Linked DNA regions of Mus musculus: regions 1, 2 and 4 are each linked to region 3. Evidence: chromatin loops called from intact Hi-C (ENCODE). Cell type or tissue: gastrocnemius. All regions are shown on one strand. Each heading gives the region's core, and the rest is flanking DNA. Links, peaks and the distances in the headings are about the cores only. Region 1 holds the start of Gstm1 (glutathione S-transferase, mu 1). Region 2 has its middle 19 kb from the start of Gstm4. Region 3 has its middle 10 kb from the start of Gstm6. Region 4 has its middle 11 kb from the start of Gstm4.

Evidence for each region. Hi-C counts contacts between places; a loop is a spot of excess contacts. Peaks named below come from ENCODE experiments on the same cell type or tissue, not always from the same donor. Only the 100,000 strongest peaks of a DNase experiment are listed, where the experiment ranks them.
Region 1: a loop joins it to region 3, with 6 times the contacts of the local background. A loop is called at or near these places in 18 of 42 quality-filtered maps.
Region 2: it touches region 3 in a loop (5-fold over the local background); 18 of 42 quality-filtered maps call a loop at or near these places.
Region 4: it touches region 3 in a loop (3-fold over the local background); 18 of 42 quality-filtered maps call a loop at or near these places.

What each region holds. Positions count from the first base shown.
Region 1 is chr3:108,013,168-108,021,219 of GRCm38, forward strand. Gstm1 (glutathione S-transferase, mu 1) reads right to left here and starts at 4,806. Exons shown (of 8, transcript NM_010358.5): 1 at 4,573-4,806; 2 at 4,184-4,259; 3 at 3,717-3,781; 4 at 3,352-3,433; 5 at 3,161-3,261; 6 at 1,778-1,873; 7 at 1,586-1,696. The coding sequence starts at 4,608. It also overlaps the pseudogene Gm12502. In gastrocnemius, for the core only: a CTCF peak has its summit at 4,949; DNase peaks (open chromatin) are centred at 4,411 and 4,901; H3K4me3 peaks cover 1,987 bases; H3K27ac peaks cover 2,500 bases.
Region 2 is chr3:108,059,886-108,067,937 of GRCm38, forward strand. No RefSeq gene overlaps it. Among named protein-coding and RNA genes, the nearest start is that of Gstm4, 19 kb to the left of the region's middle. In gastrocnemius, for the core only: a CTCF peak has its summit at 1,835; DNase peaks (open chromatin) are centred at 1,786 and 2,973; H3K4me3 peaks cover 263 bases.
Region 3 is chr3:107,949,964-107,958,015 of GRCm38, forward strand. It overlaps a transcript of Gstm6 not described here. Among named protein-coding and RNA genes, the nearest start is that of Gstm6, 10 kb to the left of the region's middle. In gastrocnemius, for the core only: a CTCF peak has its summit at 3,532; a DNase peak (open chromatin) is centred at 3,650; H3K27ac peaks cover 473 bases.
Region 4 is chr3:108,051,445-108,059,496 of GRCm38, forward strand. No RefSeq gene overlaps it. Among named protein-coding and RNA genes, the nearest start is that of Gstm4, 11 kb to the left of the region's middle. In gastrocnemius, for the core only: no CTCF peak of the experiment used is centred there; no DNase peak of the experiment used is centred there.

The sequences.
Region 1 (8,052 bases), core at 3,611-6,110, 64 kb after region 3:
ATATATCCCCCCACATACACATACCCACCCCCACACCCCCACACACACACATGCATCACGTGCTTCCTACCCCTCTTCAGCTCTCTGAAGGAGCCTCGATAACTGTTTCTCTGCATGGACATGATCCTGGACCTGGGGAAGCTCTTTCTAGCTTGTATTTACTCACAGAGGAGGAATCTAACAGGACAAATGAGCCAAAACTTGACTATGTGTGCTTAGGAAGACAGCCAAGCACCCAGTGACTCAGCAAATCATGAAGAAAGGGAACAACAAGCGAATCGGGCCAGGAAGAAAAGCTGAACAGGATTCTAATCAGTCTCCTGACAGAGGAGTTAATTCTCTACCTGCTGCTCAGTGCATGCTCACTGCACCCTGGCTGAATACAGGGACCACTCCATGTGACTGGAGGTTGTACCATAAGCCATACAGCAAGCTGGAGAATACAGACAATTCCAGAGGGTGCGCAGAGGTCCACCACAGACAACACACACAAGCTAAGCTAAGGCACTGCTCTTTCTCCATCCACCCACCCCACAGTGGTGCCAACTCTTGCCGTTTGCCAGGACACCCAACCTGAACCAGGACCAGACTGATTAGACCAAGCTGAGAAAGGCTAGGGGTTTCAGTGGTGAGTGCTTGCCCAGTAAGCACAGGACCCTAGGGTTAGCCCTCAGCTCTGGGGAGAGAGGGGGAGAAGGAGGGAGGGGGAAAGAGAGAGAAAGAGAGGGAAGGAGGACTCAGCAGCCCTGGGGAATTTCACAAGTATCTCACAGACTGGCTTTCCACAGCTCTCTGAAGACTCAGTCCCAAGATGGCAGTGTTGTGCATGCCCCCTGAGGCCCAACATGAACCTCATCTAGAGGAGAATGCCAGAGAATAATAGTGAAGAAAAAACTTTGACCCCATTTCACAGACAGGCCCTGGGACATGAAAGAGGAGAAGAGTGTAGAGGAGGAAACAACTCACCAGCACACACTCACACCAGCACACACTCACACCAGCACACACTCGCACCAGCACACACTCAGGCTAAATTTCCCCTAACATGGAAGGCACTCACAAGTCTACTCAGTGAGGTGCCACCTTCAGCCCTGGGTTCTCAGTGCTCTACAGATCAGTTCTAGAGCCCTGGGCTCTCAGCACTCAAGTCTGGACTTTCTTCCATCTGGCTATGTTACATTAGCTCTGCCTCTTTCACTCCCCTAATGCCAAGACCCACACACTATCAACATGCACAGCCTTGCCAGGGATCCCAAACAGGAGAATGAGGTTGTGCAAGGGCCTGAAGCTTTTTCTTTTGACCCAAGGCAGGGGCAGTCACTGAATGCTGCCCCAGATCCCAGTGCAGCTGCAGGTGCAGAGACCTTGGGCACATGAGTACCCTCTGTAGTACCAGGCTCCTTATCTGTCCAATGGGACTCAGAATCGCATCAATCTTTTGGAATTTTGAAGGGATAAATATTGCCCAATATGCTTCTTTACAGAAGCTCAGAAAATCCTGGTTATTTTCCTAGTCTTGGGACTAGAAAGCATCATGGACCCGAGAAAGAAGACAACCCAAGGGGAAGCAGGATCAGGGCATCACCTCGAAGCGGGCCAGGAAGTCCCTCAGGTTTGGGAAGGCGTCCAGGCACTTGGGCTCAAACATACGGTACTGGTCAAGAATGTCATAAGCAAGGAAATCCACATAGGTGACCTGCAGGAAGCCAAGGGTGAGCGCTCTGGAATCTGACACCAGGGAAGGATGGCAACCCCTCCTCCCCACCCCTCCCTTTACCTTGTCCCCTGCAAACCATGGCCTCTTGCCCAGGAACTCAGAGTAGAGCTTCATTTTCTCAGGGATGGTCTTCAAGAACTCTGGCTTCTGCTTCTCCTGAGGCAGAGAACAGCTGGCTGTCACCACCTTTAGACTCAGGCTCCCCAGCAAAGGGTTTGGCAATGGAACAGCCACCTTTCCAAGAAAGGGCCAGGTCCTAGTCTAGGAGTCCATTTAACAGGTCACGATTTTACTAATGACAGAATTCATGCCAGAGGTGATGGACAGCCTGGCAGAAATTTCACACTGTCTCTGAAATCTGTCACCACTGAAGTCCAAACCAGGTGCTGTGAGTCACACCCAGAACCTCCTGAGTATCTAGCATGCTTTGGCCTCAGAGACCCAGCGGAACTACAGAAACAAAGGGCACAGAGACACCAGGAGAAGACAGTTATACTGGATCCACCGGGGAGCAGGAGAACAGATCAGATATTTGAAGGATGTGCTTCAGTTTTAATCAGTGATTAATACCGAAAGGAAAAGGACTCAAAGTTCCTCTGGCTGACCCTGAGCTGGCTACTAGGAAGATGTCCTGCTTTTCTATTGGTACCTAAGACAGACCTGTGGGGAAAGAACTGGGTAGATGTGTGAGACCAGTGTAGACATAACTTATTTACTTACTTGAGTCTGGAATACACAGACTCAAGCTATGAGGAGAAGAGATACACCATGGGCGATGGTAATGCCACCTTCCTGGTCAGACATCTGCTTCCTTATCACTTAGGGAGTATACTGGTGCCTGTTGGTGCATGGGGGTCCAATGTTGATGCCAAGTGTCTTTCTCAATCACTGTGCACCTTATTTCTGAGACAGGGTTTCTTAGTAAATCTAGAGCTCAAAGAACAACTAGCCTCAGTGGTCAGCAAAACCCAAGAAGCCCTCCTCTCCTCCCAGAGCACTATATTTATAAGACCAGGCTGCCACACTGGGTGTGTGTGTGTGTGGGGGGGTGTTATAGGGTGCTAAGAGTTCATATTGAAGCCTTCATGTTATGTAGCAAGCACTTTTACTCCACATCCCCTAATTTCATCCTGGGGGCTTTTGGTATAAACACTGGGTAAGACGGCACATTGGAAGAGACCAATGGACAGATTTAGCAGAGATTTACAGCTGTACTGAATAACTTAGATCAACTGTCCACCAGCAGAACCTTAACCATATCCTAAGACCAGCAGGGATAGTTTCACTGTGTTGATGTGATAGATCTCAGGGGTGACAAGGGTCATCCTGCTGGTAAGATCAGAAAGCTTAGAGAATCATTACCAAAGGAGGATGCTACAGATCTGAACGTGAGACTTTAACTCCTGCTGTGAACCCTGTCTGCCGCACCCACTGGCCACTCACAAAGTCAGGGTTGTAACAGAGCATGATGAGCTGCATGCGGGTGTCCATGACCTGGTTCTCCACAATGTCTGCACGGATCCTCTCCTCCTCTGTCTCTCCATCTGCAGCACACACAGTACACTAGGCATCCCAACCTTGCCAAGCCGAGGAGATTATCCCCCATCTCCCACCCTGTGGCCAGCCCCACTCACCCAGGTGGTGCTTTCGGGCAAGGTAGCGCAGGATGGCATTGCTCTGGGTGATCTTGTGTGATCCATCGATCAAGTAAGGCAGCTGGATGGACAAGCAGGGAGGGTCAGATGGGATATGGGGTACCTGAATCCTTTCTCTGGGTGAGAGAAGACACAGGGCCTGACAGTGTGCCTGCCATGGGAAGCCCTCCATGGGCACAGTGTGCACTGAATGAGAGAGCTGGGGCACAGCCCATCACAGAACACTGTGCAGCCAGCAGGGATGGAGCAGGAGAGCAGAAACACTGATCCTAAACCCTCAGCCAGGCCAGGAGATGAGGTGAGATCACCGTGTCTTCCCCAAACCTCTCCTCCCCTGCACCTACATTGGGAAAGTCCAGGCCCAGCTTGAACTTCTCATTCAGCCACTGGCTTCTGTCAAAGTCGGGAGCTGTAAACAAGAAGATGTGAAAAGGCATTACCCCACTGTCCCACCCTTCTACAGATTATCGACCAGTAGCAAGAACCCCTAAGGCAGGGCCTCTGCAACCTGTTACAGAGAGTTACTTTCCAATGTGGAGAAGGGTCTGAATAACAACTGATAATAAAGGCAGCCTGGACCCAATAAGACCCCAGTAGTGAATTCTGTCGAATTATAAATACAAATGGACCAAGGAACTCCATTCTCCATGATCTATATTGGAAAATCAAACTGCACTCTCAAAGAGGTTTCTGGAAGCAGCAGCCTCTATCTTTAGCTAGAGGGAGACCAGCAGGGCTAAATAACGGGAAATCTAGGCATAGTTTGATAGGTAAGAGGGAAGCAGGTGTCTGACCAGGAAGGTGGCATTACCGTCACCCATGGTGTATCTCTTCTCATCATAGCTTGAGTCTGTGTATTCCAGGAGCATGCGGATCGGGTGTGTCAGCTGGGAGAGATGACCAGAAGAGACAGAGGTCAGACATTGTGGGGACTTCTTTGTATGACTTCATCTTCACCCGTTGAGACCTCCCACACTGCACAAACGCCGTCACCCCGCACGTGCATGTGCACACCACACACATACGCGCGCGCGCACGCACACACACACAGCCACCCAAGTGCGTAAACTGAGCGCTGAGAGCTACAGGCAGGAGATTCCAGTGAGAGCTGAAGAGTACCCGCTGTAGGAAGGGCTCCTGCTCTTAAGAACTTTCTGCTTCACATCCCAGTCCCACCCTCCAAGTGGACCCCTCTCTCACTCCGCGGACGTTCCAGTATCCCAGTATCATAGGCATGGTGCTGGTGCTGTGGTCTTCTCAAACTGGCTTCAGCAGGACTGACCTGTGTGTTTGGAGTTGTGACTTTATACAGACTACTAGAGAAACGTGGGCAGGACAAAACAGCGGGTCCCTCCCAACCCTGCACCAATCCCAATTAGGCACTCCCCTTCCTAGGTCTGTAACCAGAGCAGCAGACCCTAAAGCGGAAGGCAGAGGCCACACCCTCTCCGGGAGAGGCGGGGTTAAGATCCTTAGCGGCCTCTGTCCCGGGATTCTGTTTTGCACACGCTGAAACAGAATCTGCTCTCCTGCTTCCCCCGAAACCCTCTTAGCGACTGCCGCCATCGCCGCCTGCTGGATGCTCCCTAGACTAGCTAGCACTTTGCCTGGAGTCTGGCCAGACAGCGAAAGAACATTGGGTGGGTGTTCTCCCGCCTTCCTTTCTTTTGCAGAGCTCGGTTTTCACACCCAGACTGTGGGAATCTGTCATTGGGGAGGCTCAACTCTCAGCTTAAAGACAAAAAGGCGAGAGCCCCCGACCTGAGAGTTTAATGTAGCACTTATCGTCATGGAAAGAACTCTGTCAGTCTGACAGGTACCGGATTTTTGCGCACACAGCCTCAAGTTACAGGAACAGTCGGTGACATGGAAACAACCCCAAGGCAGAGATAAACAGGGCTCCGTATTTTCCTTTAGGGGGTTTGAGAACTGTTATCAGTTATTAAAAAACTAATCTGTATTTTGGCCGTGTTTATGAATCTAAATTCAAGTACCAACCACAGAGGGGCCGGAAGTTTGAGGGAAGCCACAGCTGTGGACAACAGTCAGCTGACAAAACCCAGCAGAGCACAAGGGAGAAAAAGAGCCCACGCTGGGTTGTGCCATAGAGAGGGAGAGCATGTGACCCAAGAAGTTTGCTTTCAAGGGATACCAGGATGCTGTACACATGGGAGCCCAAAGCAAGACCCTCAGCTGTCCCTAAATGCAGGACCTGGCCCAGGCTCCGGACATGCGTTTGTATATGACAGGGTGGCTCAAATGACCTTTCAGGTTACCCTGAGATATATAGTAGTATATCCTTCACAAGTAGTATATGCCCTGTAGTATTACCTTCACAAGGTCAATGTCCTCCCAAGAACACTGTCCTACCTGTTTACTTTCTTTTTTGCAGACAACCAAGAGGCTTGATGGAAGGGGAGACTAAAATGAGTTTACAAGTCAAAGGCCAAGGCTGTTGCTCTGCAGGACGTACATTTTGGGATTAAATCATCCTTTACTGGGACTACGGGGTATGAAGGCAACATATCATGTCACCCACATAGGAGCTGTGCAGTGAGGTTGCAGGGGGCAAGCAGAGGCCATCTCATCCTAGGACATTAAAGAAACCACATGTTCTGCAGGTCTTGGTGAGGATGCACGAAAAGTGACCATGTCACTGGGGCTTTAGCAGCAGTTTGGTGGGAACTACAGGGACATATTTTGCAAGTATGAATGAGGCACTTCAGCAGATTGTCACACACTGTGGGAAGTAGAGAAGGAGGAGTGGAAGAAAGCAGAAGGAATCCATACTGTCTAGGACAAGGACTCAGAGGGCCTGGGAAGGGAGCCAGAGCCCTGGAGCCCTTCAGAGGACAGAATCTATCTGCAGACAGGGATAAGGGCTAGGACAGCAAGTTCTCAATGCAGGGTCCCCAGAGTCCGAGATCATTGTCCCTTTGAATGAGAAAGGTCCCTGAAAGGCAGCAGGGAACTGTGGGGACTGGAGACGTGGAGAGATCTGAAGCTAGGAGTCACAGCCAGTGCTGTCTTGGAGAATTTAATCCCAGCGTTGGTCACTGATCCTCTGGGTGTCTCTGTGCACTGTCACAAGTTCACAGTGCAGCCAGCCCTAGTGTCTTAAAAGGACACTGTACAGGAAAAAAATCTAAATGTGCTGGAGGAAATTTGGCTTATAACCTATAGAGTGACATCTGAGATGGATTCCGTAATTTCTTCCAGGCCAATGGGTGACATTCAACATGGTCCATGCAAAACCACAGAATTCTATAAATAATGGCTTTAAAAATTTTAAAACTCGGGGTGGGGGTGAAGAAGGGGCCGGCCTTCGAGTGACAGCGGCGCAAGATGTCAGCCACCACAGGCTCGGGAGTAAAAGTCCCTCAAAATTTCTGACTGTTAGAAGAATTGGAAGAAGGACAGAAAGGAGTAGGCGATGGCACAGTTAGCTGGGGTCTGGAGGACGACGAGGGCATGACACTTACAAGATGGACAGGCATGATAATTGGGCCTCCACGAACAATCTATGAAAACCGAATATACAGCCTTAAGATAGAGTGTGGGCCTAAGTACCCAGAGGCACCCCTGTCTGTAAAATTTGTAACAAGAGTCAATATGAGCGGCGTGAGCAGTTCGAATGGAGTGGTGGATCCGAGAGCCACGGCAGTGCTGGCAAAGTGGCAGAACTCCCACAGCATCAAAGTCATCCTGCAGGAACTGCGGCGCCTGATGATGCCAAAAGAGAACATGAAGCTGCCACAGCCACCGGAAGGACAGCGTTACAGCAATTAGTCACCAAGGCCCCGGCCTCCCCTCCCCATCCAACCCAAGTCTTCATTTTCCACAGTAGTGAATTTTCTAGATACATCTGTAGACCTCAAAGTACTGGAGAGGAAGCTCCACTCAGCCTTCATCCTGAGGCACTGTTCTGATACTAACTTCTCGTCCATTTGAAATACCTAAGTTGTGCTGTGTAACATCAACTGTCAAGTGTAACCGCTGTCTGCCTGGTTGAACGTCTGGGATCAAGAAGGTGTTGAAATCGGTTTCCTGTGGGAGCGGTGGGCACAGCTAACACAACTGTGAACAGACACGTCACACAATCACCTGCTGCTGGCCCTTGGCCTGAGTCTGCCTTTGCCCTCCCCGCCCTCTGCCACGGCTGTGTGGTGGCCCTTAGAATAGATGGGAAGGCTTCAAGTAGCAGTTGTGGGACTGACTACTGCTGGGCTTGGGGCGCTTTGGCTGCACCCCTGCTTTCTTCAGTCTTAAGTGATGCCCCATCCAAGCCATGGTCCCCACTCTTCCACTCCCACCCTTGGCCAAAGCTTAGATTGTAACCCTCCCCTCCCTCTGAAATTGGCCATGGGTGAGGAATTCGGGGCTTCCCGTGTCCCCACCTTTATCAAGGGGTACTGCTTTCCCCTCCTCAACTCCCCTGTTGCCCATCACCACCCAACACTTGCTGTGGCCAGAAGCCATCAGATGAGGTTGGAAGAGCCTGGCCTACCTCACTTAGCTCCGGACCACACTCACCTGCCACCAGCCTGGGAAGGGAATGCCAGGTCCTTAGCCCTGCTGCCACCATCTTTGCACTCAGGTCTAGAGGTAAACAGAGCAGTCACAGGGCGACTCGGACCGGCCAGCGATCAGGGTGGTGGTACACACCTTTAATCCCAGCAC
Region 2 (8,052 bases), core at 519-3,018, 110 kb after region 3:
TACCTGCCCACCAGAGAACTGCTCAACTTGTCTCAGCTCCTTCACATCCGCTACCGTCCAGATTTGTTGAGAATGAGAGATGACAAGGTGGCTTTGGCTCCCCTGCTGTGCTTGATTCTTGGCTAAAGTGTGGGCCACTCTCGGGCTTTGCTGAACCAGCAGATAAAGTCTTAGCCATTTTTATCTTCCAACATGAAACACAGAACATTCAGTCATTCAGACAACGAAACAAAGCACACATGAATTGACACATGAACGGATTGGTGCACCAGACATTAGACAACACAAAGAGGGCAGAGAACTTCTGCTGTAGGGACCAGAGAGAATAACACAGGGTGTCCCCCGATTTCTCTCTGTCTCTGGGAGAGTTTCAAAATCCAATTTCCTTTATTTTATTTTATTTTATTTTATTTTATTTTATTTTATTATTTTAAACCCCATTCCTCTCCCCTGATGCAGTCCTTGACTACAGACAACTGCCTGATTCAAAGTTTTTAGTCCCACACATGTTTCGCTGCCAAACCCTAAGTGGAATCAGTGCCGGGTCAGCACTGTTCCAACTTAGCCAGTATCCTATCGCACCTCCAGCAACACTTTAAAAAATGAAGTTTAAAACCAGCGCTAGCATAAATACCTGTTGCTCACTGTGCCCAATACGATCTTCTTTTTCTTCCCTTCTCTTGGAGCTCCACACAAGACAGCGGTCCCTCAGTGTTTTCCCGCCGTTTCCAGGCCCCTGGTTCGGGAGCCAATCTGTAGTAGGAGGCCAGCCCGTGACCTACATGAACTGAGTATTTCTGGAAGGCAGGCTGGGCCTTGATCAGAGAAACATTTGTCTTGGCTTCATTCTTTTCTCACCGTCTAGTCTCTCTCTCTTTCAGCCCCAGCCTGCCTTCCAGAAATACCCCGTTCATGTAGGCCTCGGGCTGTTCTCCTACTACAATTTATGTGTAGGTATGTGTATCTGTGTACATGCATGTTGGTACCTGCAGAGGTCAGAGGGGTGTCGTTAGATCCCATGGAGCCAGAACTGAAATCAGGTCCTCTGGAAGAACAGCAAATGCCCTTAGCCGCTGAGCCATCTCTCCAGCCCCTTCAGTCTGATTTTTAACACCACACAAGCCTGCTGACTTGAATTTGATCCCAAGAACCCACATAAAAATAAAAAGAGAAAACTGGCGTCCATAAAGTTGTCTTCTGGCTTCCATATATATTCTGTGGCATGTGCGTGCCCACCTGTACACAATATAATAAAAATTTGGTTTTTTTAAAGACTTCATTAAGATATTTAGATGAATACAGTTATAAAGCTGGATGCACACAAGTCCTAACTACAGTGATATGTATTTATACTTTTATGCTTCTTGATTTTATTTTATAAACACAATTGATCTGCTCACAATAGTTAAACCCACAAGACGGGTATTAGTGTTTATAGTTATGAGGGGCAGATGAAGTCCTGAGTGAATGTCTATTATTGACAAGGGTCCCAGCTCCTCAGACACATGGGAGCTGGGCAGACTTCCTGTCCATTTGCAAATGCTGATATCGTGTACAGGGAGCGTGGACTGCAACTTCCTCCTCTTAGATGTTTACAACCCCGGATTCCCTTCAGAAACCTGCCACTGGGGCTAGAGCTAACCACAGACCTACTGGGTCAACAAGTGAAACAGGAAAACATTGACAACCCAAAGTGACTAGACGTCCTGATCACCAGTCAACCCGGCTGCAAATTGAAGTAACTAGTATGCTTTAGAGATTTAAATCCCCACGAGGTTTCTTGAATTAACAATTCCTACAGTGACCCCTATTGTCCAAAATGTGCAACTACAAGGCAGTGGCCTTAAGGTTCTTTTAGCCCACTCTATGGAAGAACTGTCTTCAATCAGCAAACACCACACAGCCATATATTTTTCTTTAACAAAAGTCGCTTTCAGTTCCGTGAGCTATCACACCCAGAGCTATCTTCCCAAGGAACCCACCTTTTTCCTCATTCCTACAAAGATGGCATGGGTGAAGAACAGCCATGGGTTTGCACATAATACAAAGGCCCAGCAAGGTTCATGGGGACAGAATGTGACAGAGGAGAGGGGACAAGCCATACACCAAGATTCCCTGCAGTGGGGTCCCTGGGGATACGTTGATGTGAATATGCAAAACGTGGCCATCTGGGAACACCTCCAGCTGTACAGATACTCAACTTCTGACAAGCGACTGGACTGGAGTGGTGTGGGAACAGGAGCAGCTGGACCATCAGCCAATATAGGCTCACGTAGGAGGCTGTCTGCAGCTTCCACGCCCAGCCAGGTAGCAACCTCAGGCACAAGAGCCAGTAGTGGGGCAGCGGCGGCAGCAGCAGTTAGATAAATTTATGGTCAAGATAAATTGCATATATTTTATAACATATATATTGCATATATATAATTATCAAAGAATAAATTTAAAACATATTTTTTAAGAACCAGAGGTATCATTGATAACTCAGCTGAATCTGGAAGGCCTTGGGGACCCCAGGCCAAGGCCACCACAAGAATAAAACAAGTTGTTATCTAACAAGAGCCTCTCTTGGCCATTGCATCTGAAGGTCAAGTTTCCCTACAGGCAGCAGTGTCAGCCATGGAGGGAAAACCTTCCGAATGCACAAAGGCACTGAACTGTAGAGTAGCCTGTCTCTGATCAGGGCCACATTGATACAGAAAAAGAGGTAATGCAAGACTGACTCCTGCTTCTCAAAGCCATGGCTTCAACCTCCGGCTCCCCAAAGTGCTCCTGATTGACGTTTTTGCAAATGCTCTGCTTGGTATTTTGAGTCTTTATTGCACCTTGTTCAATCCTAGGTCAGACGGAGTCGGTTCCAGGATTGGCCATCTCTAGAGGCCCAGCTGAGGATGCGGCGTGTGAGGCCTCATCTCCAGGATGGGCATCATCTCCTTGCCAGTGTGGCAACGTCTAACAAACCCATCCAACCTGGGCCCTCTGCCAGCACTGCCAAGGCTCTGCTCCTCTTCTCTCCTCCCCATGTCTGTGTGCACAGGAGCCTCTGACTCCAAGCTCTGAGGGAAGAATCGCAAAGAGCAGCTAACTGCAGAAGAAGTGTCTCCTAGACCTTCTCAGGAGACAGGGTTGCCTGGTGACGAGATGGGCAGCAGAAGGCAGAGAGACCAGAGGGTAGCTCCAAGACCCACACATGACCCACACACACGATGGGAAAACCTCAAAGAAGAGACCAGAGAAGCAGCCTGGGAGAAGTGACTGCTGGGTAGCAGAGGCTCAAGATTTGGAGGACCAGGGAAACAGTTTGATGCAGTAGAAGAGTAAAGAAAGGAGGAAATTGTGTGTGTGTGTGTGTGTGTGTGTGTGTGTGTGTGTGTGTGTTCGGGTGTGTGTTCATGTGTGTGTTCGTGTGTGTGCACATGCGCGCCTGTGTGTATGTGAGACCTATTTATTGAAAAGTTATTCTAAATCAAGCAGTGGTGGAATGCACCTTTAATTCCTAGCACTAAGGAGACTGAAGCAGGAGGATCTCTGGGTTTGAGACCAGCCTGGTCTACGGATCAGCCAGGGATACACAGAGAAACCCTGCATAGAAAAACGGTTATGGGCTGGTGAGATGGCTCAGTGGGTAAGAGCACCCGACTGCTCTTCCGAAGGTCCAGAGTTCAAATCCCAGCAACCACATGGTGGCTCACAACCATCTGTAACAAGATCTGACTCCCTCTTCTGGTGTGTCTGAAGACAGCTACAGTGTACTTACATATAATAATAAATAAATCTTAAAAAAATGATAATATTTGAAATGAAAAAGAAAAAAAAAAAAGAAAAACGGTTATTCTGGTGGCATCCACAGACGAAGGAAGTGTCAAATTGATTAATAAAAGAAACAGAATAATATAAAATAATTTACCCTGGGTGACCCCTGGCAGAGAAACACAGAAGAAAATACAGCTTACCAAGCAGGACAGACAAGTCAGACTCTAGTGACAGACCAGTGGGTTGTGGGTTCTCCTGCTTTGTCACAACCTGTAAGCACCTCCCCACACCAGCTGAGCATCACTGCATCTCAACGTGAAACTCAGATGTTCCAAGTTAACGTCACCTGCAAAACTCCAGAGGTTTCTAGAACACTAGAGGTGGTACGCCACAGTGGCTCAGATTGGAATCTGGAGTCAAATGAGAATTGGAAAGCCTGGCTCTCACATCACAACACTGAGCAACCAGAAAATCCCTTAATCTGCAGATTAGACAATCCACCTGTGCTACCTCTGCCCACTGCTGGTTTCATTACTCAGAAGAGAAGGCTGTGCACCTTGCCTGGGCAGCAGAGTAATGCTGTCCCTAGACAGAGAGGGACAGCTAGCCCTGAGGACAGAGCAAGAGAGAGCTAGCCCTGCCACTCATCTGCCGTGAGGTAGATGTCCTCCACTCACTCACCCCCTCACTACCTGCAGCAGTTGATATAACTGGCCCCGGGATCATGAGAGTATGTAAGCTGGCCCTACCTCTTGCCTGCTGCAGCACTCATGAGATGGAGCCCTGCACCTCACCTGACCAGCACAATAGATCTGGCTCTGGTGGAGGGGGCTCAGATGAGCTAGCCCAGGGGGTGAGAGTGTGGGAGAGCTGGCCCCACCACTCATCAGCCTTGTAGTGGTGTGGTGTGGTGGTGGTGGTGGGGTGATGCCCTCCCCGCTTCACCTGCAGTAGTCCAGAGAGCTCGTCCTGGGTCATAAGAGTTGAGAGAGCTAGCTAGCCCTGTCCCCTCACTGGCTATAGCACTCAGGAGAGTGAGTCCTGCACTTTGCCTAGGCAACACAGTGGAGCTGGTTCTATGGTGAAGGCATTGGCTGAGCTAGCCCTGGGGGTGTGAGAGCAGGAGAACTGGCCCAGCCCCTCCCAGGCTGCAGCACTTGGGAGAGTGAGCCCCTGCACCTTGACGGGACAGCACAGTGGAGCTGGCTTTGGAGATGTGGGCATGTCTGATCTGGTTCCAAGGGCATGAGAGCAAAAGAGCTGATCCTGCCTCCTGCAGACGGAGGCACGAGGTGGCCTAGCTGGAGCAGTGCTGGACAGCTTGTCCCGGTGTGCAGATAAGGGAGAGCTGGTCTGCCATCCAGACCCAAATCCAGGGCTCTAAGTTGGCCTACCCCAAATCTGTATCATCTGCAAATGGTTGGGATTTGTGATGGGGCCGGTCCTGCTGATCCAGGGCTGCAGGATCTCCATGACCCAGGGCAACAACAGGAAAACTGGGAGGAGTCGCAGGGAGGATACAGTATTGATGATGTCACAGAAGCCAGAGACCTCGAACCAGACCAATGACTCATTGTATTGAACATTCACAAGGGAAGACGTGAGAACAGAGGGATATACTGTGGGGCACTATAGATTCCACAATGAGTGTGTGTGTGCACACGCAGTGGGAGAAGATTGCAAGGGCGAAGGGTAGATATGAGGGGACAGGGAGATGAGCAGGACTGAGCAGGGTACATGTCGTGAACCTCACAAGGAATCAATAAAAAGTTTTTAAAAATCCAAAGCCAAGAAAGAGAGAGAGAGAGAGAGAGAGAGATCCACCTGTGAACTGTGGCTAATAAAAGAGATCCTATCGAGTGAGCTGTGAGGATCTGAAAATGAAACAATCCAGGAAAAGAACATGATAAATAGAATGTTGGCTGGCTGGTGTGGGCTGGGAGCGCTGAGCCCTGGGAGGGGACAGTGTGCCTGAGTCTCCACTGTCACTCCCAAAGCATCTCCTAAGACCCACGATCACGGGGGCTCCCCCAGGGTGCTCAGGGCCACCGCTGCGGTGACAGTAGGAACAGAGAAGGAGGAGATCCTGGGAGCTAAGAGACACTGGGAGCCTGCCTTCAAAAGTGTGCCCTTCCGTGTTGATGTCCTTGGCCTTCACTGCTGCCGAGGGCTATGATGGAGTCTGTGGCCCATGCAGCAGCAGAGGGCCATGGTGACATCCATGCTCTCTACTGCCACTGGAGACCATGCTGAGGTCCGTGGTATGTGCTGACACCTAGACCATGTGAATGTCTATGGCCCACGTTGTCACCAGAAACCACGTGGAAGTCTGTGATCCATGCTGACTGCAAAGGGCAAGGAAACTACTTTTGATGATTGCAGACTCATGGTTGAGAAAGACAGACACGGAAGGTTTCTGTGACAACCCCTGTCCCCACTCTACTCCACCAAAACAAAACAAAACAAAACACCATCACCAACAACAAAAGAGTAACAGTCTAGGCAGAAAGCCATTGAAAAGGAACTCAAAGATAAGCACCTAGCAGTGGTGGCTCACGCCTTTAATCCTAGCACTTGGGAGGCAGAGGCAGGTAAATTTCTGAGTTCAGAGGCCAGCCTGGTCTACAGAGTAAGTTCCAGGACAGTCAGAGCTATACAGAGAAACCCTGTCAAAAAAAAAAAAACAAAAAAAAACAAAAAAAAAATAAAAATAAAAATTGAAAAATTAAAAAATAAATCATGATGTGAGGGGCTGGAGAGAGGCTCAGTGGTTAAGAGCATTTGAAAGACTCCAAGAGGAGCCCCTCGCTCAGGCCTCAGGACAATAGCGGACACCCAAGAACTCACGATAGACTGAGCTTGTTGCAAACCACATGAGGCTTTATTCGGGGAAAGCCAGAGCTCTGGGGACGACTCATATCCCACGCAGGGGTAGAGGAGTCGACCTCAAGAGGAAAGAGGTCCCAGTTTTTATAGGCCCTCAGGGGGGAAAGGAGAAGGGGGGTGTAGGGGATTTCCAGATCTAAACAATGTCTATTCTCAAGAAATGGGTATGGGAGGGGTACAAGGAAAGAGTCTGGTGCAGGTGTAGCAACTCAGGATTGGCCAGGCTGTGGTTGCTGGGGAGATTTTCTGACTCTTTCTCAGCAACCAATATCTGGTCAAAACATTGGCAGACACACAGGTTCAAGGAGTGGCCAGAGCATTGTGCACCTCTATTTTTCTAAATCAGTGAAGCTAGTTCTGCTAACACTGACGTCTATCTTGCCAATTTCAGGGCTTCTGTGTCCTTTTACATTCTGTCAGGATCTTTCACATTGACTGCTCTTCCAGAGGTCCTGAGTTCAAATCCCAGCAACCACATGGTGGCTTATGACCATCTGTAATAAGAGCTGATGCCCTCTTCTGGTGTGTCTGAAGACAGCTACAGTACTTACATATAATAAATAAATACATAAATTCATAAATAAATACATAAATCTTTTAAAAAGAAAAATCGTGATAAGGATGTTAAAGTGTGGCTCTCCACAGTTGATGGCTTCTGCAGGGGTGGGGTGGGGAAGTTTTCTTTATGGGGATGGCTACTGGGAGTGTGACACTGCTGCTGCTGCTGCTGTTCCTCCTCCTCCTCCTCCTCCTCCTCCTCCTCCTCCTCCTCACCTCCCCTCCCGCTCCCCTGACCTCTCCCCTTCCTTTTTCTTCTTTTTGGGAGGGACCACAAGTATGGGGGAGAGGGGTGCTGGAACGACTGGGAAGTGAGTGTGATCAGGGTGCATGAAATGAAATTTCCAAATAATAATAAAAATATTATGTTGAAAAAAAGAGTGCCCTTAGTGGAGGCCCCGGAGTTAGAGAAGTTGGTACCTTGCCTTTGAGGAGGATATTAGGACCCTGTGTGATGCCTCCTGGTCTCCAGGAGGTAAAGGGACCTTCTCCATCACATGCTCCCTCTACTGAGTGCTGTGCTGTCACCAGTCCATAGCGAAAGGAGCAAGTGGACACGGATGCAGGCCTCTGAATGTGAGCCAAGATAAACTTCTCCTTCTTTTAAGTTACCCCAGGTTTCTGCCCCAGTGACAACGTTAACACACTCTGACACACTGTCACTTATTAACATGAGCTCTCAGAAAAAGTTATGGACTCTGAGCTTTCGTTCTCTTGCCTAGAGAGATTTGGACTTGTCCCCACCTCTCAGCATGCATGCTCTCAATCTTTTGTCAGACTGTGCCAGCCAATCATGACACTATGGCTACTTATACAGCCCTGTTTTTTGTTTGTTTATTTTGTTTTGTTTTGTTTTTC
Region 3 (8,052 bases), core at 2,493-4,992:
AGGTGACCTTGGGCCTGATTATGTCACCAATAGGATGCTATTGGCCTTGACAGATGCCACTCTGTCCTGTGTGCATGATGGGAACTGACCCTAGGCATTCCCCGAGACCCTGATGTATGGAGAAGGAACACAGCTCCTTCTCTAAGACCAGGGATGTTCTTGGCTGAGCTGATAATGGCCTCGTGTTAGAGCCTTGAAGACTCTGTGGCTTCTGATCCTGAAAATCCAGGTTTTGCCACTGTACAGGGCTATGGTTATCTGTCCCAAGGTCACTGTATGCTCAGATTATATTGTTCTTGAGACATTCTGTTTCCCTTTTGCAACATTGCTTCCTTAGCTTTTAGCTGACTACATCCCATTTCTCCACTGGAAATAGTATATAAGACGGCTATATGTCTTCATGACTTTCCTCGGCATAAGACAAAGCTTGTGCAAGACCTGCTAGCCCCAGCCTTACCTTCACTATTTCTATCTTTTCTATCTTTCTCATTTCCTGGCCACTTCCCACTTAGGACCCTGTCACTGAAGAACAACTAGCTGGTTTAGGTCCATTACCTTTAGAAGCTAGAGGCAGTCAGGAGGAGCCCAGAACAGCTTCAGCGCATGCTAGGATGCTGAGCAAGTAGCTTACCCTACACAGTCTCAGGTCCCTATCTGTTCATCATGACAGCTAATTCTATCCAGGTTGCCTTCGTGTGGCAATGATAAATCGACTCCGCAGATCTAGGAGGCTGAACATGGGTCCTGGCAGAAAGTCAGTGTTCAATAGATCAAAACTAGGGAAGCAACCTGGAAAGTAGGGCATCCAAGAGGAAGCAGGACCAGGGCATCACCTCAAAGCGGGCCACGAAGTCCATCGGGTTTGGGAAGGCGTCCAGGCACGTGGCCTCAAACATTCGATGCTGATCAAGGACATCATAGACGAGGAAGTCTGCAAAGGTGATCTGCAGGAAGTGAGGCTCAGTGAGGTGGGATCCGGATGCCTGGGAAGAATGGCAGCTCCTCCTGCCCACCTGCTACCCTCTCTACCTTGTCCCCTGCAAACCATGGCTGCTACCTAAGGAACTCAGAGCAGACCTTCAGCTGATCTGGGAGGCCCTATAAGAACTCTGGTTTTCACTTCTCCTAAGATAGAAAACAATTGTCACAACCCTTAGAACACACAGGTGTTCTAGAGAAAGGCTGGCCTCATAGCGTTGTGCAGAAGAGAAGCCTCCTTTCTATACGGTGCTTGCACCAGTACATAGGTTTCTATGTAATGTGTTCCTGTTGTAATAATCAGAGTCCTGCTTGGTAGCAGAGTTGACTCAGAGGTGGTGACTGGAAGTTAGATGAGAATGCCTGTCCCCGAACCTGTCACCGCTGACATCCAAGCCAGGAATACATTTGGGTTGCTCATAAGGTCTGCACTTGAAAATCCAGTGGAACAGGGGAAGCAAGGTAGTTAACAAGAGACACAATTATTCTTGAAGAATGACACAGAGCAGGGTCAATATTGAGCAGCATGAGCAAAGTTGAAACACGTTTGATGTCGGAAGGGACAAATATCCTCAGGCTGACCATGAACTGCCAATCAGGAAGAGACCCTGATAATTTCTTCTACCAGGGACTACGCTCTGAGAAAACTGTTAGGTGGATTTCTGAATATATTAGGCTTATTTTATTTTCTTCTGGTTTGAATCTGTGCACTCAGGGAGCAGGCAGATGGTATGTGACTAACAAGGCAAGATGGTCCACTGTGGTGGTCAAGTTCAAAGCTGCAAAGAATTCTGAGTACATGAATGTATTATATAGGAACCAAATGCCCAGTCACGGCTGCCACAACAATACCAAAGATTTCTAGGCATTGATATAAAGTATTTATTAATAAGAATTGGGTGTGTGTTGGCTGAATTGGGAAGCTTGAAGAATCAGAGCAATAAGTTCAGATACTAAACAGGACAAGTGTAGATAATAACACAAGCCTTTAACTCCTCCAGCAAACTTCTGTCTGCCCCACACAGTGAGGACTCACTAAATCAGGACTGTAGATCATGCTCATCTGCATGCCAGTGTTCATTGCCTGGTTCTCCAAAATCTACACACACATCCTCTCCTTCTCTATCTGCTCATCTGCAACACACACAGCACAGACTCACTCTCAGCATCCTGCCCCAGTCAAGCCAAGAGGGATGGCTTCTGTTCCTAACCCTGCAGCCAGCCTTAACCACACAGGTCATCCTTATAGGCAGTGGGATACAGGATGTCATTGCTCTGGGTGATCTTGTGTGACCCATCAATTAAGTAGGACAGCTGGATAGACAAGCAGGGATGGTCAGATGGGATATGGGGTCTCAGCATCCCTTCCCTGAGTGAGAGCAGACACGGGGCCTGGCACTCAGTGTGCCTGCCATGGGAAGCTCTCCATGGGCACAGTGTGCACTGAATGAGAGAGCTGGGACACAGCCCATCACAGAACACTGTGCAGCCAGCAGGGATGGAGCAGGAGAGCAGAAACACTGATCCTAAACCCTCAGCCAGACCAGGAGATGAGGTGAGATCACCGTGTCTTCCCCAAACCTCCCCTCCCCTGCACCTACATTGGGAAAATCCAGGCCCAGCTTGAAGTTTTCACTCAGCTGCTGGCTTCATTCATAACAGCAGCTGTGATAGATAAGATAATGTGAAAAGCTCTCCTCCGTACATCCTTCCCTTCCCTGGGATCCTCCCAAAATGTCAGGGCAAGTCCTCCTGAGGTATGGGAATCTGATCTGACTCATTCCATCTTACATCCCACAATTTTACACGAGAATACTCCTTCAAAGGCTGTAGGCCCTACCTGACTAGGGTACACACAAAACACAGGCAAGTGCTAAGCAAACCCTACATGACCACAGGTGGGGAGGGAGCCAGCGCTTCATTCCCAGGGTTATTTATTGAAAACCAAAGCTGCACCTGCACCGCCTTGGAACTCTCAGGAAGGGATAAGCTCTGGGTTCGCCTGAAGGAGATCCACAAAGCTAAGAAACAGAGAGATAGGTAGACGTTTCCTGGCACCAGTGGACAGAAGTTGGGGAGGAGTGTGACCAGAAGAATGTCATTACCGTCCCCCATGGCGTATCTCTTCTCTTCATAGCCTGTTTCTGTGTATTCCAGGAGCAGGCGGATGGCGTGACCCAGCTGTGAAAGATAACAGGTAACAAAAGTCACAGTAAGATCATAAACGCATGACTTCATCTCCTCTAGGGAAGCCTCCATCTCTATACCTAACAAGAAAATGGGGACAGTCAGAGGCCTGCTGACAGGAAGAGACGGGAGACTCTAGAACATGCTGAAGAGGAGCTATCTCCTGGAACCAGCCTAACTCTTCAGTGTGTGCCAATCTAGGGCTCTTCCCACTCAGCAGCCCTACCTTCTACTCACCTCACGGATATCCCAATAACCCAGAGACTTGGGCACGTTTTCTGCCCTAGCCTTGGAGACTGAGCAGACAGGCTTCATTCCGTCTGGATGATTTCACTTTCAGCCGCCAGTGCATAGGGGGCGCTGTCTGCCTGCATGCAGTTCCTGAGCCCTCCCTATCTCACTCCCAAATGAACCAACCCTCATGGCCTGAAGCCCAACTTATCCAGCCGGTGATGAGATCCAGTCCAAACTTTACCATCTTCTGGGGCAGGTCTGGGTATTCAGATACCAAAGGCAGTGATTGGCAGGCCTGCTCTAGTGGCTCTCTGCCTACAGCCCCTCCCCCTGCTGGGTTCTCAGGAAGTTGGCAGTGCCCCCTGGAGATGGGCCAGATAGGCAGAGAATGAAGTGGTTCTCCTTCCTTTCATTGCTGGGCTCACTTTTCACACCTAGACTGTGAGAATTTGTCATCCAAGGAGGCTCTCCCCTCAATACAAGGACCAAAAAGTTATGGCCCCTAACCTGAGAGCTTAATCCAGCACGCATCACTGCTTCTGGGACTCTTCTAGTCTGAAAGCTATCAAAACTTCATTGTCTGCACAGCCCAGGGTTATGGGAATATGAAGTGACATGGGAATGACCCCAGGACAGTGACAAACAGCAGAGCAAGCTGTCTCTGTGTTTCCTTTAGGGGATTTGGTTGGAGACTCATCCCTTTCATCATCAAGCCCATGGGCACATAAATCAGTCAGCGTTTTGGCCATGCTTGTGAGCTCAGTCCAAGACCCAGGCACAGAGGGCACAAGGACTTCAGGGTTTCCCAGCACCACTGACAGCGATTAGTCTGCGGTAGAAACCTCACACTCACCAGCACAATGGAGGATGCGCAGAGCTCACAGTCAGAGTTAGCTTGGGTGGTAAAGCATGTGCTCAAGGGCACAGACAGGGCTGGCGAGGTGGCTCAGCGGGTAAGAGCACTGACTGCTCTTCTGAAGGTCCTGAGTTCAAATCCCAGTAACCACATGGTGGCTCACAACCACCCACAATGAGACGCCCTCTTCTGGTGTGCCTGGAGTCAGCAACAGTGTACTTGTGTATGATAATAAATACATCTTTAAAAAAAAAAAGAAAAAGAAAGAAAAAGGAAAAAAAAAGAACACAGATCTCTCCCCTGCTTCCAAGGGCTACAGAATCCTGTTTAGAGGAGACATGGAGTATCTGCCTAGGTTCTAGGAAGCACAAGGCCTGTCCAGTTCCCTGGCATTAGCTATGTATGGCCCAGACTCCTGATGCATGCATGTCTAGGAATGAAAAAGGGTTTCAAATGCTCTACGTGACATTGTGGTACCTGGGACTGGAGGTTAAAACTCAAATACCATATCTTACCAATGTTACTCTAGAGCCAAGTTTCTGTTGTTTAGGTGTTTAGTGTTTGTCTTGCTGACTGCTCTGTTGCTGAGAAGAGATCCTGTGACCATGGCAACTCTTAAAAGAAAAAGCATTTGATTGGAGCTTCTCACAGTTTCAGCGGTTTCGTCTATTTATTCAGGGAGCAAGGCAGCACACAGGCAGACAGGGTAGCTGAGAATCCTACATCTGGATTGGAAGGCAGCAGGAAGAAAGTACCCCTGGGGCTGGCTTAGGCTCTTGAGACTTCAAGCTGACCCCCACTAAAACACATCCTTCAACAAGGCCATACTGAATCCTTTCAAAGAGTATCCGTCCCTGGTGACTAAGCAGTCAATTCTGTGAGCCTATGGAGGCTATTCTTATTTGAACCTCCACAGTATCACTGATAAATGAATTTTAAAACAAACTCAGCTGTAGGGGGTGGCGGTGCTGATGCTAAGGTCCTATTCCCCAATTGGTTCTTTTTTTTGTTTTTTTTTTTTTGTTGTTGTTGTTGTTGTTGTTTTGTTTTTCGAGACAGGGTTTCTCTGTGTAGCCCTGGCTGTCCTGGAACTCACTCTGTAGACTAGGCTGGCCTCGAACTCAGAAATCTGCCTGCCTCTGCCTCCCGAGTGCTGGGATTAAAGGCGTGCACCACCACACCCGGCCCCAATTGGTTCTTGATCTATCAGTAAAGAAAGCTGGGGCCAACTGCTGAGCAGAAGGAACAGGCAGAACTTCCGGGTCCCTGGAGGAGAGAGCAAGGAAGGAGAGGAAGAGTTTTTTTACCATGCTTTGGAGGGAGAAGAACCCGGCAGCCATGTGAGGTCTCTGGAGGAGCTGGAGCCTGTGGCCACTATTACAGGTGGGTGGTTAGGGATGTTTGGCAGGGGATAGGCGGAACTAGCCACTGACGTTTAGGGCAGGTGGGAGGAGCGGAGAAAAAAATATTAATAAGGGCACGCTTTTCCGGGTGGGAAATAGTAACACCCAGCAATTGTACAAGAAGGCAAGTGGAAAAGGAACAAAGTATGTGTGTGCCTCTTGTCTGAGGATTCAAGGGAAGCCCGGGGGGGGGGGGGGTGGTGGTAGCATGGTCACTTCCTGGAGCTAAAGGCAAGAAGAACGTAAAATTGCATACTTACACTCATGAAATGCTCTGTTGGTAACAACTTGCCAGGTGTTTTAGTTAGGGTTGCTCTTGCTGTGATAAAATACAATGACCAAAAGCAACTTGAGGAAGGTTTGCATCAGCTCTCAGGTCACACTTTATCATGGAGGGAAGTCAGCGCAGGAACTGCAAGCAGGAACCCGGAGGCAGGAATTGAAGCAGAAGCCTGACACAGAAACACTGCTTATTGTCTTGCTTGTCCTGGCTTTCTCAGTCTTCTTTCTTATACCACTCAGTGCTATCAGTGGATAGCACCCTCCTCCCCAGTGAGCTGGGTCCTCCCCCAGCAATCATGAAATAAATACCTTACAAATTTGCCTGATGGAGCCATTTTCTCACTTGGGTTCCTCTTCCCAAATAACTCTTACTTGTGTTAAGTTGGCAAAAACCTAACGAGCACATCAAACATGAGTTTGATTCCCTAGAACTGACTGAAAAGTAAGATATGGTAGGGTGCACCTATAATCCTAGTACTGGAGAGGTGGAGACAGGAGGCTTCCTGGATTGTCAGTCTAGCTGAACCAGTGAACTACAAATTCAGTGACAGACCATGTCTTAAAATTAAGGTGGAGAGTAATTGAAGAAGACACCAGATTTCACACACATGTAAATACGTGTGTGTGTGTGTGTGTGTGTGCGCGCGCGCGCGCGGCGCGCTCTGATACCTTCATCTCATTTGGCATTTGAATTTTAAGGAGAAGCAATCGCAATGTCTCCCTTTCTTAAAGAAAAAAAGGGAAAGCAGAAGACTGATTGTGACAATTCAGTTTGTCTTCAAATGGCTTCTCAGTCTGCTAAGGCCAGCCTAGCTGCCTGACACCAAGGACACTGTCCCTTGTACCAGTGTTCTGACTTAAAGTCAAAGGACCTTCTCTGAAGGTTCAAAACCAAGAGGTGGAGGCAGGCAACTGGCCTGTGGTTGACTTTGCATGTCTAAGGAACGTGACTGGCATCAGCAGTAGAGAACCCGGGGAATAGGGGCCTCTTCAAAGGACAGAATAACTCTTCCAGGGGAGGAAAGGACTGAGCCAGAAGAAAGAGGTTGGAACTTAAAACTGAAGTGAGTTTGCAAGTCAAAGGACAAGGCTGCCACGCTGCAGCCCTTGGGCAGGACTTCAGATTGTGACCCAGTGCTCAGTAAATGTTTGACACCACAAAGATGTAGTATAGGGAACAGGGGACAGGCAGAGACCATCTGAACACTCAAGTCAGAGAAGGTAGGTCTCTAAGAATGGAAGCACAGACTATGTCACAGGGGCTGGCTGAGTACACCACCTGTGGTAGAATCCACTGTGGCATTTGGATATGACTATCCTGCCAGTCTCAGGTTTCTGGGCTGTGTCCAAACTCAGAAAGTAACTTGAAACTTTAAAGAGAACTTCAGTGAAAGGTTGCCAAAAGCATGATAACAATAGAGTGTACACAGACACAAATTCACACACGCACAAACTCACACACATGAACACACATGCACACACACATTCATGCATGCTTGAATGAGCACACAAGCACACACAAACGTACCTACACACAAACGTACACACTCACTAACTCACACTTATGAACACAATACACACAGCACACAAACACATGCATGCATGCTCAAATGTACACACAAACACATAAACACACACACACAAATGCATACACACAAACACACAAGCACACACACACATACATACATTTCTCTGAACTGTTCTAGTCTCATATACCTTAAGCATTTGTCATTCTAAAGTTTACACACCTTAGGTCAGGTGAGGGTAACACATGCCTTTGGTCCCAGCACTTGGGAGGCAGAGGCAGGCCTTATCTCTGAGTTTCAGGACAGCCAGGGATACACAGAGAAACTCTGTCTCAAAATCAAAACAAAAATTTACATACCTTGAACTTAGAAAAAAGAAATTACTGAATTTAACTGAAAAAATATTTATTTAATGTTATGAATAATTAAAATAACTGATTTTAAAATAATTTTTCTTTATTTTTAAATCAAATTTTAAATTTTTAATTACATTAAATTTTTAATTAATAAAAACTTTTTTAGTCAGGAACTCACTGTCAAAGAAGAATTTTTTGAAAGACTTAATTTTTATTTAAATAAAAACTCT
Region 4 (8,052 bases), core at 4,945-7,444, 100 kb after region 3:
TCTTCTCAAAGAGCATGCATATCTGTGTTCCATGTGCTTGATGCCCAAGAAGGTCAAGAGGGGGCACTGGATGCCCTGGAGTTACAGGCAGTTCTAAGGTGCCATGTGGGTGCTAGAAATCCAACCTGGCTCCCCTGCAAGAGCAGCCACTGCTCTTAACCACTAACCCATTCCTGCAGCCCCTTACTCAAAGACCACAAACAAAACAAACAATGTTAGTTAGCTCTCACAGTTCCTGCTCAACGCAGCACCAGAGCTGTGGCACAGCAATCAGGCAAGCAAAAGAGATAATGACACCCACAGGGCAAAGAAAAGAAAATGTACCTTGATTTACAAATTTACTCATAGAAAACCTCGGTGTATGCTTCAGTGGTAGAGCACCTTCCTAGCACCTGCAAAGCCCAGAGTTCAATCCCTAGTACCAATAAAAACAAATAATTAAGGACGGGAGAAGTTATTCACTGGTTAAGAGCACATACTAGTCTTACATATAACCCAAGTTTGGTTGCCAGCACCTATACCGGATGGCTCACAAGTGCTTACAATCCCAGCCCTACAAGATCCAATACCCTCTCCTGGCTTCCTGCACTCACATACATATAACCACAGACAAGTGCACATAATTTTTAAATTAGATACTATTTTGAACCAGTTAAAAGCACTGCCCTTCCCAAGAACCCGAGTTCAATTCCCAGCACCCACATCAAGTGACTCACAACCATTTTCTTCTTTCTTTTCAATGTGGCTGCCTTTAAAGTCTGGCCCCAGAGGGATCTGACACCTCTGGCCTCTTAGATACCTGCACTCATGTGCAGACACCCACACAGAGACACAAAGGCATATAATTAACTGTAAGTACCATTTGTGAAAGAGCTAACCTTCCTCATTCCCCGTAAAAAAACGAAGCTGAAACCTTCGACCATCAATAAAAGTCAAGTCACACCGGGTTTGAGGTTGAAATTTGAGACCTGATTCTATAAAACCCTTAGAAGAAAACAATGGTCTAAGCAAGACTTCTTGGAGATGGTACCAGACACACAGACAGCAAAAGTAAAAATAGAGGCCAAGAGGGTGACACCAAGCTACAAAACTTCTACGAGGTACAGGAAGCGACCAACAGAGTAGGGAAAACATCTGTGAATCTCATACCCAATGAGAGGTTGATACCGCAAATAAACCAAGAACACCCACCACTCAGCAGAAAAACATGCTTTAAAGCCTTGAACTATATACATTTAAAATATAATTGATTTATTGGCCATGCTAAATAAAGTAAGTTTTAAAAATCATCAGTTAGTGATAAGTTTTCTAAACAAGCATAAAACCATTCCCCATTCTGCACACATAACTGGGTCTCTCTGTAATTACTGCAATCAGTGCAATTATAACTGTCCAGCCTATTTATTTTCTTTAATTAGAGTAACCAATCTTTTTTTCATTTTCTCTAGACACAAAATAATCCAAGAGGAAAAAAAAAGTTTTCTAAACTTTTGAGCTATTTTTAAATTTTTTAGCTTATTTTGGAGACAGTGTCTTAGTTATTCCAAGCTGCCCTCAAACTTCTTATGTAGCCTGGATGACCTTGAACTCCTGACCCTTCAGACCGAATCTCCTGAATGCTGGGCTCACAGTACTGCACCACAACACTTAGTTTATGTGGTAGTGGGAATCAAACCCAGGGCATGCAGGGCAAACACTCTACCAACTGAACTACATGTCCAACCCCTTTAAATTTATTTTTAACTAATACATAAAAATTACACATATAATAGGTATCACATTATTTTTGATAAGCTTATACATCATGTACTGTTTAAATCATGTTAAATATATTTCACACTTAATTATTTCTTTATAGTTAAAAACATCCGGACCCTTTCCTTCCAGCTTTCTGAAGAACACATGGCATTATTTGTAGTCATCTTCCTGTCCCATAACACACCAAGGGTTTATTTTAACCATAACTTGGTACTTGAGCGATCTTTCTACAAGCATGTGTCTCACGTTACTCAAACCTTCTGTAAAGCTAAAACAAACACACATGTGTTAGCATCTCTAAAAGTTACTGCATTTTAAGAAATAAGGACAGAGTAAAATTTATTAAAATTTTAAAAACAAACTGACAACAACAACAAACAATGGGTTTGGCTTTCCCCACCTCCCCAATTCCTAAAACCTAGTTTCATTTGTCTGGAATCAGGAGGCCCTGTCCAGTTCTGAATGGTGATGGCTTTGCCTTTGACTGACTCACACACAGGCAAGTCACAGACAGCCATTCATTTGACTTGCCCCTCTAGCTCTTCCCACTGAAACTGCCCCTTCTGACACATGTTTCTCCCCAGAGACAGCAAATTCTTGTGTCTACCTAATAACTTGTAATCCTAAAAGGCAGGCTCTTAAATGCTGTAATCTTACCTGTTGAAATCCCAAGAGATTAAAATTTCTAACCTGAAAAAAAAATCACAACCTCAAAAGATTAAAATCCCAGATGCTGAAATCCCGAAAGCTTAAGACAGGCAGCCAGCCAGCCTGAGCGGGGAGAATCAGCGCGGTCTGGGGTTTGTATACTGTTCACATCTTGCTAGGTGGAAAAAAAACCTAAGAATGTGGTGAAGCACTTTCAGGGCTTGCCTAGAAGGTGTTTCCCGAGAAGATTAGTGTGGGAGTTTGAGTGGACTATTCAGGGAAGATAACGCCTCAGTGTGGTACTGTTACCGGATCTTAGGGTCAGAGCCTGGGATCTGGCAGTCCCAACAAGGTAGGCTGAGCCATCTGTTCCCAACACACCAATTAAAGAGACAAGTGATATTGAAAAGCGTAGAAAGAAGAGTTATTCAACACCATCACGTTGGAAAGAAGAACAAATAATGAGGCCAGGTGACACTCGAGTTGGTCTTTGGGGTACCAATGTAGGAAGTTGATCCCACCCAGCACTCACAATTTCTTGGCTCTGATCTGTCCTGCCTGGAGGTCTGACAAGTGTCAGACTGTGTGAAATCTCATCATGGTAAGCAAGTTCCTTCTTTGGTTGGCACAAAGACTTCAGCCTTTCCCTTCCTCCATCATGGGATTAATGGGAAATTTTTAACTTCTTGAAGCTCATTATTTCAATGGTGTGGTAGTACAGACGTGTCTCTCTTTTGAATAGCCTTTCCCACCAGCACCATCCAGTATGCCCAGCTAAAAAGAACAAACACAGAAAGCTAACTTATCTCTGAAAGTGGAGACCAAGCCTGTTGCCACTGCCTTGGATACCAGCCCTCCAGAATCCCTGGCCTTTGGAGTCCAGCACCTGTGCCAGTGAAAGACCCACAACGTGAGGACTCCCCCACGTTCTGACTCAGGAGAGGCGACACCCCAAAATCACCCACAAGAAACGATCTTGCTGCAAACTGCAAGAGGATTTTTATTCAAGAGCACTCTCGAGCCCACGGTCATACACCACGCAGGGGTAGAGGACCGCAGTGCCCCGAGTAGCTGGATAAGGGAGTATTTAAAGGAAGAAACCACAACTCAAGGAGGTGGGAAGGGCGTTGTTGGAAAATACCAAAAATACCAGTTAAGAGTCACAAGGAAGAGCAAAGTCACAAGTGTCACAAGGAATACCTGGTAATTGTTAACTCTCAAGACAGTTTCTAAGAGCCCCTAACAGTAGCACATTTGCATTGCAGGTTCCGGTAATGGTCAGGTGACTTTCTTTGAATGAATACTCCTTGAACCCAGGAAGTGGGTGGGTGGAGGGATGTCGATATCTGTTTTATGACCAGCACACCTAGGAGCACTGAGTCACAAAGGCCACATTCCCAAGCCTGGGCCTAAAGGCCTAGAATTTTGTTTTTACGTTTACTCTTTCACCAGCATTTTTCAGATCCTTGTGCTTGCTTGCTTGCTTGCTTGCTTGCTTGCTTGCTTGCTTCCTTCCTTCCTTCCTTCTTCCCTCCCTCCCTCACTCACTCCCTCTCTTCCTCCCTTTCTTCCTTCCTTTCTTTCTCTCTCTTTCTTTCTTTCTCTTCCTTCCTTCCTTCCTTCCTTCCTTTCTGTCTTCCTTCCTTTCTTTCTCAGCTTTCTTCTTTCTTTCTCTCACTCTCTCTTTCCTTCTTTCTTTCGTTTTTTCTTTTTTAGCTAGGGTCTCTTCACCTACTTGTCAGCACTAGTTTTTACAATTTGCTAAGCCATATAGTTCAGGTTTGCATTCTATTGAATCCTGGAAATATAGATTCTACAAAGACATCCAGAGTTCATTCACGGCAAGCTTTCCCATTTTGTTTGCAAATTTTACTCTATGGAAATTCAGTTCCACCACAGTGACTTACTGAGCACTGCCCATGCATGTGAAAATGCTGAAACTTCCCGGTAAGTGAGGGCATGTTCTTTTTCACACATCTGCATTTGTGGAAGATGAAGTTTTTAAGGATTCCACCCCTTTGATCGAGTGCCTGTGCTGTGGGCTGTGGTGACTTGCAGAGGCTTTTTGTCTTGTTACAGATGGGCAGTGGCAGAGAGAAACGCACTGCCGCACATGGTTGAAGAAGCTGTACCACTAAGCCGCGGCCCAGAACCCAAGCTCTGGTTTCTCTTTCTTTTTTGTTTGTTTATTCTTTGTTACTTTTTTTTTTTCAAGACAGAGTTTCTCTATAGCCCTGGCTGTCCTAGAACTCACTTTGTAGACCAGGCTGGCCTCGAACTCAGAAATCCACCTGCTTCTGCCTCCTGAGTGCTGGGATTAAAGGCGTGCGCCACCATGTGTTTGTTTATTCTTAGTTGAGGTTTTGTTTGGTTTTTGTTGTTGTTGTTTTCTTTTCTTTAGTCCTGGCTGTCCTGGAACTCACTGGGTAGACCAGACTGGCCTCAAACTAAGAGATCTGTTGCTGCCTCTGCCTCATGAATGTGGGACTAAAGGCGTGCACTGTCTTTTTCCTTTTCTATTTTATTATCCAAAGAGGAATATGTATGAAGGAATCTTTACAGGGGTATGGGCAACTAACACCACTGAAGAAAATATCTCAAAATATCTCTTCCTCCCGCCAGCAACCATTAACTGTACTGAAAGCCTCAAGGTGGGAGGGAAAATTCTAATTAAAGTCAAAGACTACCATTGACCTGATAGCCTTCTGAGGCTCAGTGTGTAATGGGGGACTCCCTTTATTAACAGAGTTTTTCCTTCTCTGACCTTGTCTGGGGAATTCTACGCCCCAGACTCTCCTCTACCTGAGGAATGTCATGGAGCCTCAATTACTTTATAGGATCAATTTCCCTTCTCCTGACAAAAGGTGTTTAGCCAGCATCTGAGATTCCTGAAATGCTTCCCCACGCTAAAGAGGCATTCCAGGTCCCCTAAGCCCCCAGTGACCTTTGCCCATCCTGGATGTCCCTACTATCAGTCCCCAAAAACTTCATAAGCCTTGAATCACCCTAAGTAAAGTTGATCTGCCTACCGTCGAGGGGTCCCGGTGTGGTCGTTTACCATCTGTATTCACAGGGCTTCCGGACCCTCTGTTCAGCTTTTCCACTCCCTCTCCCTTGTGGTCCCAAATGGCCAATGATCCACAAGGGTAGGGAGTCCCACAAAGGTGGTTCGCTCCTGTGTGTTTTGAGACAGGGTCTTATTATGCAGCCACAGGCTGGCCTCAAACTTCAGAGCACCCTGCCTCTTCCCCCACTCCCGGTGTTGGGATTGTTGGGACGGCAGGTATGCAGGGCCATCATTGTTTTAGATCAAGCAACAAAAGGCTTGGGTTAGAACTTCCAAGACAACTCACCTGGTAAACCCTATAGCATCATTGAATATGGAGAGCTGTTCTTTTCTGCATAACAGAAAAGTTGGTACAACTCCAAAGCCAAAATTATCTTGAGTTACTCTAGCCTTATTAGTACTCAGCCTGTTGTTGCTTACCTCTGTGTATGGTGTAATATTCCTATTATGGGAACTCCAAACTGCTTAATGAAATAAACTTTAAGGACAAACCAATTCTAGTAACGCCTGTCTGTTATGGCTTGGATGAGAAACGTCTCCCAACGTGCGTAAGCACTTGGTTCTGGTTTGCGAAGGTGAAGTATTGTAGAGGAAGCACATCACCAGGGATGAGTTTTATGGCTTTGTTTTTTATTTGTTTGTTTTGTTTAGGTTTTTAAGACTTTTATTTTTGTTTGTTTTGATTTTTTGAGATAGGGTTTCTCTGTATAGCCCTGACTATCCTGGAACTCACTCTAGAGACCAGGCTGTCCTCAAGTTCATAAGAGATGCATGTGCCTCTGCCTCCAGAGTGATGGAATTAAAGTCATGTACCACCACTGCCCAACAGCTTTGAGGTTTTATAACCCAGCCCTACCTCCTGTGTTGTAGTTCCCCCCACCCCCATTGTCTCCCACCACCCTAATTCCAGACTGCCTTTCAGGGCATATTGGTTCTACCCACTCAAGAATTGTAAGTAAAAAATAAAAGCTTTCTTCCTAAAGCTACTCCGATCGGGGTGTTTTATCACAGCAATAAAAAAGTGAAGCATCCTCTTGGCCCACTGATGCTCTCCCCATCCCCTCCGCTAACCTACACAGGTTAACCTCACCTTAAACCCCAACATGTGGGAAGAGAGGCAAACAGAACTCTGTGGGTTCCAGACCAGCCAGGGCCACACGGTGAGGATGCTCCTCAGAAACAAAAGCAAAGTGATCACGTTGTCATTAACACTTCTATTTACCTCATCCCTCCTTCTTAACAAATTCAATCCAAAAATAATATCAAAGCTTGTCATAGAATCCCTGATCTACACTTGTGGTTCTTCCTGGAATTACTTTTTGAGTCTTCCACCTGTGAGCCCTGCTCTATTCTGCTTGCTGATTCGATTTACCCAGGTTGCCATTCAGCATTTATATGGACAATATTTCCCCACTTCATAAATCCTGGTACCAACCTCTGCCTCAAAGACCACGGAAAAGAGGGGAGGTGTGGTGGCTAGATTGAAAATGGTCCCGGTAGGCTCATGTATTTGAATACTTGTCTCCTGCACTCCGTGGCAGTATCTGGGAAGGTTACAGTCTGGGTAGGAGGTGGAGCCTTGCTGGAAGGAATCAGTCAGTCATAGGAGCAGGTTTTGTGTTTAGAGCCTTGCCTGACTTAACAGCTACAAAAGAAGCACCCCCCCCCCACGACCCTACTACACCTCAATAGTCAACTTGAGGAAGCCAGAGACTTGAATTCAGTGACCAGGTTCCCTTGGTCCCTTCTCTACTTTCCTTTTCCTATAAAGCCATTCCTCTATTTCTTTTTTATAGAAACAACAAAAAGGCTGGAGACATCAGACCACAGACCCTGTAGCTCCCTCCTCTTTGTCTCAGAAGTGAGGCCAGGCCTCCTCAGCCACTGCATAGGCAGACATTCTGTATCCCTCACTCTAAACAAACAACTCGGTATCCCCTGTACACACACACACACACACACACACACACACACACCTGCCACCTTGAAACAGGTTTGATTTATGGCTGTACTCTTCAACCCTAGGGAAAATTCTAAAATAAGGCATTTTTATCTCTTACTCTGTCTCTCTCTCTCCTCTCTAGTCCTCCTGTTGTTGTCTTACTCTTTTTCTTCTCCTCCTCATCCTTCTTCTTAAGATGTATTTATTTATTTAATATATGTGAGTGCCCTGTCTGCATACACCATAAGAGGGCATCAGATCTCATTACAGATGGTTGTGAGCCACCATGTGGTTGCTGGAAATTGAACTCAGGACCACTGGAAGAGCAGCCAGTACTCTTAACTTCTGAGCCATCTCTCCAGCCCCACTTTCTCTTTCTTGAGAAAGGTTTCAAAGGGGAGCTTCTTGAATTAGTTACTTTTTGTTGCTATAATCAAATACCATGACCAAAAGGCAACTTGTGGATGAACGAGTTTATTTTCGGCATTTGGTTGTGGAAGGAGCTGGGGTTTAAGGTGAGTACCGCCACCCATGGCAGAACAAATGGCAGAGGAACGATGACAGCAAGCAACAGGAAATAGAGAGAGGACATCTTCAAGTGCAAGCATGGGGCACAGAAAAGCAAATTCAAAGTGGA